2 separate regions of the Homo sapiens genome follow, and region 2 is linked to region 1. Evidence: read pairs that join two places in POLR2A ChIA-PET (ENCODE). Cell type or tissue: IMR-90. All regions are shown on one strand. Each heading gives the region's core, and the rest is flanking DNA. Links, peaks and the distances in the headings are about the cores only. Region 1 overlaps LONRF3 (LON peptidase N-terminal domain and ring finger 3). Region 2 has its middle 26 kb from the start of LONRF3.

Region 1 (5,382 bases), core at 280-5,279:
TCCTTATTTGTAAAGTGGGTACAATAATAGTACCTACCTCATTGGGTTTGCTTGGAAGATTGGTGAGTTAATAATGTACATAAAATGCTGAGCACAGTTCCTGGCTTCCTTAGTCCATTTTGTGCTACTATAACAGAATGCCACAGACTAATAATTTATGAACAATCAAAATTTATTTCTCATGGTTCTGGAGGCTGGGAAGTCCTAGGTCAAGGTGCTGGCATCTGGCAAGGGCCTTCTTCCTTTATCATAACATAGTGGAAGGGCATAGCAGAAGGGCAACAGAGAGAGAGAGAAAGAAGGGGGTCAAACTTGCCCTTTTATATTAATAACAACCCTACTCTACTTTCACCATATCAGCATTAATGCATTCATGAGGGTGGAGGCCTAATCACCTCTTAAATGTCCCACCTCTTAATAATGTTACAATAGCAATTAAATTTCAAAATGGGTTGTAGAGGAGGCAAACATTCAAACCATAGCACTGGCACAGCACATAGTATGTGCTCAATAAATGGTAGCAGTTACACGAATACATTACGAATTTTTTTTCTTCACACAGGCACTGCCTGTTGTGTAATTGAAGCTGTAACCCAGGGACAGGAAAATAGGCAGAAGTCCCTTGAGCCACAGCATGGGGCTACAGAAATGGCTGGGTGCCAGCCCAGGGAAACAGAACTCATCAAGGATCTAGTCTCTCGACTCCATTCTCAATAAACAGGTTTGCAGAATATGGCTGCATCCTAGAGATCAGAAATGTTCAATTCTTTGCTGATGGCCGCTCAGTGGTTGACAGCATAGGCAAGAGGCGCTTCAGGGTGCTCCATCAGAGCCAGCGGGATGGCTACAACACAGCCGACATTGAATACATTGAAGACCAAAAGGTAAGGGTGGCCAGTGCCAAGAATCCCAAAGCCAGGCTATCCTTGTAACTTGATACACAAAGATAGTTGTGAAAGGATTTCTCAGAACCCTTGAGGGCCTTGGGATTTCACACCAAATTGCTGCAGCAACATTGAATGCTGCTGGATTGCTGTCCAGTTGCACTATGGCAGTGAGGGCGCCTACTGTCCTGGCTCTGCTTAGCTGCTGAGTTGCATTCATGCATAGGAAATGTTATCCTAGATCAACCCTGGGGCTCATTCAGCTTGGGAGTTAAGTCTCTGCCAAAGATTGCAAGGAATGGATCTGGGGTGGGTCTATACATATATATTTTATCTATCGATTTATGTATATTTTAAACTTTTTTCTTTTGAGACAATTATAGATCCACACATGCATTTGTATTTTAAAGTACGTAACCTGGCTAAGAGCCCTTCCCAATAATCCATCATCCCCTAAGGCAGAAAGATGACACATCTAGTTAATCCTTGGTTTTCTGAGGTAATGGGTGGAAGAAGAGGTAAATAATCCTATATTCATTTATATTTACATTTGTTACATAGTAGATTAATAAATATCTGATGACTGAGTAAATGTGTTTGACCAAGATAGTTACATGCTGAGACTGACATACTCCTGTGTCTTTTCCAGCAAGTAATGAGAAAACAGATGTAAAAATGAAAAGGGCAAAGGCATGGACCAGCATAACCTGGTTTAACCACATGCCTCCACTCAGGCCGGTTTGAATCTCTGGTTTTCTGCATGTTTTGCTGTTTCAGCTAATCTACCCAGCTGAACCTTTCTCCTTCCTCCATGGTCAGCAGTATCTACACACTGTCCAGCACTTGACTAAGGGGCATTTCACATCAAGCAAAGGAGAAAGCTGAATGGGTGAGCCTTCCCATAGGAAGGCAGGATGGATGCTCAAAGCGAATCAGGTGTCAAAAGTGACTCTGGGAATGATGGAGAGGGTACAGAATGTTTCACTTCCACTTTGATACTTTCAGGTTCAGGGAGAGGATTGTGCTGAGCTCATGGGATTACATAACTGTGTCTATCAGCAAGCATCATTGTGGTTTCATTCGCTCAAATTATCCCTAAAGAATCGGATACTCAATCACTTTGGTCCCATGCCGGAGAAAGACGCCGATCCTCAGGTATAGAAAAATGTCTATTTTTAAACGGGTTGTCCCACTAGAAGAGAGTGCCTAGTGTTTGTGATTAGATGGGTATGTGGCTGCCATTCAGCACATCGAATGCAGAGAGGAAGATGGATTTAATTTGGTGTTGTTTGGCTGCACAGTGAGCGTCATGAGTAAGACCAAAAAGATCCCAAGTTAGAATCGGGGTAACTAAAGTAAAGCAGTAGGAACTTGGATCCAAGGCAGGTTTTGAGAACTAAGTAAGATAAGAGAATGGGAACATAGATATCACCAACAGAAGAACCTTCCATGGGAGTCCAGATTCACACCATGGTAGTGTTAGGGTGACAAGTTACATGCAAAGGCCAGGACTTAAGAGAAGGGTATCCTGGGAGCTGAGACCAAAAGCTGCTGCTTTCAGGTAACTTCATAACCCTCTCCCTCATTGCTTTGGGAACTAGGGGATAGGGCCAGCTACCCTTATAAGATTACAACTGCAAGACCACAAAAACTTTTCGTGCCTCGGTCTATCTATGCTTCGCCCTGCAAGTCTAGACCCTTGCTATTGTCCTCACCAGGGCTGAACAGCTCTGTTCATCATTAAATACTGTTAGTTGAGTTATACTAGACAGTAGTTTGTTAGGTTCTACTGATCAGTGTTCTTCCTGGGGGATAGGCCTATTTGAAAGATCAAGCTGCAGATCAGAAGCTCCCTAGGAGAGTGGAGATGGTTAAGTTTCACTAAGCTTTGCTTGCCTGGAATAAATCAGGGAATACTGTCTTTCTAGGATAAGGCTGGAGATATCCTAACCACATATTTCCTCACGACCATCTCTTCCTATGCTCCAAGCTGGCTCTCCTACATTGATTCTTTACTTATGCTCATCCCCAACTCTGTCACAAAAGAAAAAATCTCAATATGCATATTCTGACCAAAAGTCTGGTCCTGCTTACCTCACTAGCAGTATGACCTTGGGAAGATTCCTTTCCCTTTCTCAACTTTTGTCCCATCTCTGACATGAGGAGGGTTCTAAAGCCCCCTCTTCCTCTTGCATTCTGAGGTTCTAAGACACCAGTCTGTTCCCTAAATGAAATGTCTTGCTTTCCTCAGACCACAAAGGTGGCTTCTTTCCCCCCCCATGCAAAGGCATCATGAGTTTTCAAGGGAGAAAGGCCAGTTAGTGCTTCCTGTGACCCAGCTCCTGGCTCTGGGCCACGATGAGTCAGGACTGCAGCATATACCTCTGAGCAAACTCACGATCAAGCTTAATGTTCCCCTTCACCTTCCGGGAAGCGTTCTCCCTTAGGCAAAAGATACAGATCAGCAATGGTAACGGGAAAACACAGATGCTACAGTGTGATTCATAAAGGCTAATGACAGAGAAAGTTGAAATCTTGGGTTTCACTTCCTTTTTTCTTAGTTCTGTTATTATGTTGCTTTGGCAGCAGCAGCACCAGCAAAAAAGAAAAACCCATACCCATCCCAGTTTGCTCCAGTCAATGCTGCATCCCCAGTGGTCCCACAAATAAGCATGTTCTGTCAGGAGGATGTTTCTTAGAAACTGCCACAAGTGTTAATACCAGCTTAAATATCTTTGTTGGTGATCCTTGGAAAGAAAGTTCAGAACATCAGTCTAATATTCAGAACTGATCATAGGAGGGAGAGCATATTGCCAGCTTCAGGGAGGGACAAAAAAGAATGCAAATGAAGTTAGAGGCACAAAGAAGCAAAGAAGGCAGTGAGATTTGGTGACGATCAGAGGAACCAATTTGGAGCCAAATAATTTCAGGTGTAGGCACTTTGACCAGAATGGTTCTCTATAGTCCTAAAACCAAACTTGTGAAAGTTGTGGGCAGAAAGCTCGTTTTAGGCTTAGAAGGAAATAAGTACCCAATGTCTAAAATATGTGCCAGGGAAGCTGCTTTGGGGAAGGATTTATGTGGAATGGGAAAGCTCTTTATTAAAAGGAAATCTAGGGGCAGAATATATTTCTTTCTTTCTTTCTTTCTTTTTTTTTTTTTTTTGAGACGGAGTCTTGCTCTGTCGCCCAGGCTGGAGTGCAGTGGCATATCTCAGCTCACTGCAAGCTCCGCCTCCCAGGTTCACGCCACTCTCCTGCCTCAGCCTCCGGAGTAGCTGGGACTACAGAAGCCCGCCACCGCGCCCGGCTAATTTTTTGTATTTTTAGTAGAGATGGGGTTTCGTCGTGTTAGCCAGGATGGTCTCGATCTCCTGACCTCGTGATCCACCCGCTGGCCTCCCAAAGTGCTGGGATTACAGGCGTGAGCCACTGTGCCCGGCCCTGGGGCAGAATATATTTCTAATGTGAATGTTTTCTAATTGGAATTTTTGCAAAGTGAGATTGTGATTCTTTGGGACTGTAAATCATAGCCTTTGGTTTCAGGGGAGAAGAGAGCTATGGCCCTGTATAGTGACATGGTATACATGGACTATTGCCTTCAGCCACATCAAGGAAATGAGGGGACTTAAAAGACATGCAAAGGTCAAGGGGTCATGGGAATCGAAGGCCTGAATGTTAAATGCATCAGTCCAAAGGACCTCAACAGAATATTAGAAGTGGAAGAGACTACATAGTAGATACCAGCTTGTAAAATCACATTGGCTAGGAGGCATGGTGTATCTGTTAGGATACTGGTTGGTTTGCTTTAACAAGAAACAAAAATGACTGGAGCTTAAACAAGATGGAGGGGCTAAGTCTTGGACAGTTAGGGCAGCTCTATTCCACAAGAGCATTCAGGCACCCAGGCTCCTTCATCACAAAACTCTACCATCCTTAAAATGTCTCCCTCATCCTCTTGATTGAGAAAGGCTGATCCTCACCACGTCCATGTTCTAGCTAGGGGAAAGGGAGAGAAAGAGGAAGGCAGAGGGCATATGCTTCTTTCCCAGAGCATGACCAAGAGGTTACACATATCACTTCCCTTTACATCTCATTAGCCAGAACTTTGTCTCATGGCCTCACCTAGCTGCAAGGGAAGCTGAGAAATGCAGTCTTTTTTCTGGGTGGCTATATGCCCTGCTAAAATAAGGGGGAAAATAGATATAGGGTCAATTAGCAATCTGCCACATGGAGTTGTTCTACCTGGGGTCTTTACCTTGAGCATTTGGAACTCTGCAGACTGATGTTCTTGGATGGGAATAGGATGACTCCATTGTGTTTCTCTGTTGCAGATGAACCCGAATGGCCCAGCCTGGTGCTGGTGGATGTTAGCAGTTCTTCCCTTGGAAAGCCGAGCTCAGCTCCCCTTCCTAGCAATGAGGTCCTTAAAGGACAGACTGAATGGTATTCGACGAGTCCTGGCCTTCATATCCCGAAACCAAAACTAGTGAGTGGAT
Region 2 (5,382 bases), core at 70-5,069, 66 kb before region 1:
TCAACTGCTAAGAAGAAAAAACATATTTGAACAGCCCTGCTTTATATAATAGGTAAGTGATTGAACATGTGGATATATTTCTCTGTGCACTGGGAACACATAGGGAAATCATTTGAAAGAATATTGCTGCATTCTTTGTAAAATCAATACCTGTGGATTTTCATGAGTCTGAAATAATTAAGAGTGTGTAGGATGAACAGCCCTTAAGGGTAGTGTTGGGGAGCGGGTGGGGCGGATCTGGGGAAGGACATTGTATTGTTTCGCTGACTGTTTTATGTCTTAGCAACAAGACATAACTTAGTACAGCATCAGAGTCCCTCAGGATTACAAATTACTTGAGGGCAGAAACTCTTTTCTGTAGCTCCTTCAGCTCCCTGTCGTGATTCTTTAAATATTTCATGTGCAAATGAGTCAATAAATGGTAGGAAGGCAGATAGAGCAGGAAAATTCTTTTCCTTCCTATTAACTCTTGTCCCCTACTCTTTAAACTCACTGGGCTCGGCTCTAGACAATCAGGTCAAGTTTATCTTTGGCACCCTTTGCTTTAGCAGGCATTCCTTTTTTCCGAGTGCCCAGTGTATCCTCTTACCCAGGGTTATTTCACTCTCAAATCCCAGAAAGGGCTATCTTCCCATATAGTATCTCATGCCTCAGACCTTTCCTAATCCTCTAGGAGAGGCTCTAGGACCTCTAGGCTTCCTTGTTATGAGTTCTACTTCTTGCTCTCTGTAAAAATTTTACAGAGTTAGCATCAGGCCACTTAGAGGATGAAGATTACAGAGAAGAGAGCCTTCAAACTCTTGTCTCTGCATGCAACTGGAATAGAACACTGCCCACCATCGCTCATTGTATCTAAGCACTTAACCCCACCCATGTTGAACAACACTTACCTACCTCCCGAGACCTTTTTTCCTCGAAGGACAGTTTTGTGTGATCCCAGGCTCATTTATTTTTAAGGGCAGGTAAGTTACAAAAACATAGGGCATCCTTTTCTTGGGTTATCATATCTCCCACTCCTCATGGCTCAAAGTTACTGTCCTTCAAATCGATATATTGAAAAAAGCATGAGCCACTGCCAGAGCAGTCATTTCTCTCCCAGTGTGTGGTTATCCTGGCCTACTTTGGCTCACAGGAGTGAAGGAAACAAGCTGCTTGTTTAAATTATGGAGAATCAGGCTGGGCATGGTGGCTCACACCTGTAATCTCAGCACTTTGGGAAGCCGAGGCAGGTGGATCACGTGACGTCAGGAGATTGAGACCAGACTGGCCAATGGGGTAAAACCCTGTCTCTACTAAAAATACAAAAATTAGTTGGGTGGTAGCACATGCCTGTAATCCCAGCTACTTGGGAGACTAAGGTAGGAGAATCACTTGAACCCAGGAGGTGGAGGTTGCAGTGAGCCGAGATCGTGCCATTGCACTCCAGCCTGGGCAACAAGAGCAAAACTGCGTCTCAAAAAAAAAAAAAAAATATGGAGAATCAGTACTAAGGAGTTACTCCTTTAGTTTTTCAAACAAATGGTCATCATGTGCCTGCTATATACTATACCTATTAACCCACTGTGGTAGATTCTGATATAATTAACTTCTTAATGTATCATTTTGTTTTCTGTTTACTCCTTCAGCAAAATTCTTTAGGGAAACTTATGTAACTGGTTCAGTAACAAAAGCAAACAACACTCAAACATACTTAAAACTCATGTAGCTTTTAAACCACTATCTACAAATATTTTCAGTTTTAAGGCAAAAACAACTTGAGTACCAGGTATGACTACAAAATAAAGTGATTATTATCTTTTAACAACAAACATAATAGGGTGTACTCACTCAAAGATATAATCTCCCCTTTAATGTAGCCACCATGAGAGTCCATGCCTTTGTTCTATTGGTGTGGCAACAACTGCTTGTCTTTTGGGACTAAAATTAGACATTACTTCCTTCTTTCAGGAAGCTGGCCCTCACTCCTAAAGCTGGGTTTCATGCCCCTCTTCTGGGCTCCTGTGCTTGCGTCAGTCAAAGCACTTGTCATACTGGATTATCTTTCTCCTTCACCTGGCTGAGTGCTCCCTGAAGATAGGGAGGATGTCTTCTGTGGTTTTTGTACCCCTGGGGCCAAGCATGTACAGGACTAGTTGCTCAGTAAATATTTGTTAGTTGATTGAAAAATATCTCTGCATCACATTTTTGGACCATCTTCAACAACAGAAAATTTTCATTCTTTTAATGGAGAATGATTTTTGGAAAACAAATGTTATTCAGAAACAAGTTGGGCACATAAGGTATTCATCTAGCTTATTTAAAAATGAGTTATGATCATAATATATTGACCACTTTTCTTCTCTGATTCATAGACTGGCTCTGAGAACAACTCCAAAGGAGGAATTACAAAAGGTTCTGAACAATAGAAGCTTCCCAGGGCAACATCTTCGGTTTTTTGTTTTTGTTTTGTTTTGTTTGTTTGTTTGTTTTTTGAGATGGAGTCTCGCTCTGTCGCCCAGGCTGGAGTGCAGTGGCGCGATCTCGGCTCACTGCAAGCTCTGCCTCCCGGGTTGACACCATTCTCCTCCCTCAGCCTCCCGAGTAGCTAATTTTTTGTATTTTTAGTAGAGACTGGGCTTCACCATGTTAGCCAGGATGGTCTCAATCTCCTGACCTCATAATCCGCCCGCCTCCGCCTCCCAAAGTGCTGGGATTACAGGAGTGAGCCACCGCACCCGGCCAGGGCAACATCTTTGAAGGACTACATTCATTTATATGTTTAAGTTACAACATGTGTCTGGAGAATAGTCAAATAAATATTTGCCATGATAATTATTGAATACATACTCTAGGCAGCAGAGCATACCTTTAGAGGTTAAGAGCATTACTCTGGAGCTGGACTGCTTGGGTTCAAGTCCTGGCTGTGCAATTTATTTAGCTGTATAGCCTTGGACAAGTTACTCAACCAGTGGGTACCTCTGTTTCCTCATTTGTAAAATGTAGATTAAACAGTACTTCCCTCCTAAGATCGTTGTGAGATTAATTGAGTCAACCACGTAATATACTTAGAAATAGGGCCTGGTATATAGAAAGTGTTCAGTATAGGTTATTATTGTTATCATCATTACATTTATCATTATTACTATGTTTGAGGTACTGTGTTAGTAATACTAAAGATTTAAAAAAGGGGCTGGGTGCAGTCACACATGCCTTAATCTCAACAGTTTGGCAGGTGGAGACAGGCAGATTGCTTGAGCTCAGGAGTTCAAGACCAGACTGAGCAACATAACAAAACCCCTGTCTCTACAAAAAATGCAAAAATTAGTCAGGCATGGTGGCAAACCTTTAATCCCAACTACTTGGGAGGCTGAGGCAGGAGAATCGCTTGAGCCCAAGAGGCAGAGGCTGCAGTGAGCCTTGATTACGCCACTACACTCCAGCCTGGCGACTCTGTCTCAAAAAAAAAAAAAGTTCCTTCCCTCAGTAAGTTCACAGTCTTATGAAAAATATACACATGTGATTTATCTTATAATACAACTTGATGAGTGCCCTTAGAAAAGTCAACTGTCATTGTGGGGAGGGATCTAGTAGTGGTAACATCTCAGTAGAGTTCTGTAAGTACTGAATGCCCTCCACTCAATTCAAAACAGTGTGTCCCAGGAATATGAATGTCAGTATAGCCAGATACCTGACATTCATGATAGTGATAGCAGCAGAAAGACCTGACTAAAATTTTTTTTTTTTTTTTCTGAGACGGAGTCTCGCTCTGTTGCCAGGCTGGAGTACAGTGGCATCATCTGGGCTCACTGCAACCTGTGCTTCCCCGGTTCAAGCGATTCTCCTGCTTTAGCCTCCCAAGTAGCTGGGACTACAGGTGCCTGCCACCACGCCCAGCTAATTTTTGTATTTGTAGTAGAGACGGGGTTTCACCATGTTGGCCAGGATGGTCTCGATCTCTTGACCTCATGATCTGCCTGCCTTGGTCTCCTAAAGTGCTGGGATTACAGGTGTGAACCACCGCGCCTGGCCCCATTTGTTTTTTAAACAAAGTAATGATATGTGATGTTAATGCCTGTGAAAGTATTTAATGTACCACGCATCGCTCTGAATAGAATCCATTCTGGACAGAGAATTCATAGACTCTATCATTAATATGTCTCTATCTTTTAAAAAAAACCAATTCCACTTTCAAGAACAAAGACATAATGCTGCTCTGATCCTTGAAGTGAATAATCTAGAAGGGCTTGCCACTTTACCAAAATAACTTACAGCTTTACTGTGGATTAAAATTGAATCAAAATTTAAGAAGAGAATTATTTAATAATGACATAATCTACATTTGGGAAGTATATTGTTTCTTTCATTACTGTGTCATTTATTTTACTGTGCAGAAAATATTTTTCCTTTTTTTTTTGAGACGGAGTCTCGCTCTGTCACCCAGGCTGGAGTGCAGTGGTGCGATCTCGGTTCACTGCAAGCTCTGCCTCCCGGGTTCACGCCATTCTCCTGCCTCAGCCTCCCGAGTAGCTGGGACTACAGGTGCCTGCCACCACGCCAGGCTAATTTTTTGTATTTTTAGTAGAGACAGGGTTTCACCATGTTAGCCAGGATGGTCTCCATCTCCTGATGTGATGGAGATGCAGATGTGATCTGCTCGCCTCGGCCTCCCAAAGTGCTGGGATTACAGGCGTGAGCCACCGCACCTGGCCCAGAAAATATTTTTCAATTAAAATATTGGTTTCCTTTTTTTAACTAGAGTTTTTCTCTCTCAGAAGTAGTTATGAAGATGACAATATATATTGCAATCAGCTATTTTGTATGATTCATGAAGAAACACTTCAAAAATAACTTTGTAATAAAGACAGAAAACTGTTTCTTCACGATTGTGATTCATCATAATTATTTTTGAACATTTGGTAAATCTTATTTCTGTGGACTTTTTTTTCTTGAGACTTGGGTCTCACTCTGTTGCCAAGGCTGGAGTGCAGTAGTGCAATCATGGTTCACTACAGCCTTGACCTCCTGGGCTCAAGGGATTCTCCTGCCTCAGCCTCCTGAGTAGCTTGGACCACAGACTTGTACCACCATGCCTGGCTATTTTTTAATTTTTTTGTAGAGATGGGGTCTCGCTATGTTGCCCAGGCTGGTCTCCAACTCTTGGCTTTAAGCCATCCTCCCACTTCAGCCTCCCAAAGTACTGGAATTACAGGCATGAGCCACTGCACCAGACTGTGAACTTTTAAGAACTTTAAAACCCTTTCAGGGCTTATTTCAGGCCCTCCTTTATGAATTCTGCAAAGGCTTCACTTGGTGAAGAAAATGGACTTGAAGTACTAAGTGTAGTATGAAACAATGTGGTTACATATATGTTCCTGCACACTTTTCAGTTTCTCTTCTGAGAAG

The links. Peaks named below come from ENCODE experiments on the same cell type or tissue, not always from the same donor. Only the 100,000 strongest peaks of a DNase experiment are listed, where the experiment ranks them.
Region 2: POLR2A ChIA-PET joins it to region 1 with 8 read pairs; 2 of 35 experiments call an interaction of 5 or more read pairs at or near these places.

What each region holds. Positions count from the first base shown.
Region 1 is chrX:119,012,318-119,017,699 of GRCh38, forward strand. It overlaps LONRF3 (LON peptidase N-terminal domain and ring finger 3), which reads left to right. Exons shown (of 11, transcript NM_001031855.3): 9 at 722-884; 10 at 1,890-2,039; 11 at 5,218-5,382. The coding sequence ends at 5,373. Among named protein-coding and RNA genes, the nearest start is that of LONRF3, 40 kb to the left of the region's middle. RefSeq lists a silencer at 3,184-3,243. In IMR-90, for the core only: no CTCF peak of the experiment used is centred there; a DNase peak (open chromatin) is centred at 3,294; H3K27me3 peaks cover 262 bases.
Region 2 is chrX:118,946,419-118,951,800 of GRCh38, forward strand. No RefSeq gene overlaps it. Among named protein-coding and RNA genes, the nearest start is that of LONRF3, 26 kb to the right of the region's middle. In IMR-90, for the core only: no CTCF peak of the experiment used is centred there; no DNase peak of the experiment used is centred there; H3K27me3 peaks cover 189 bases.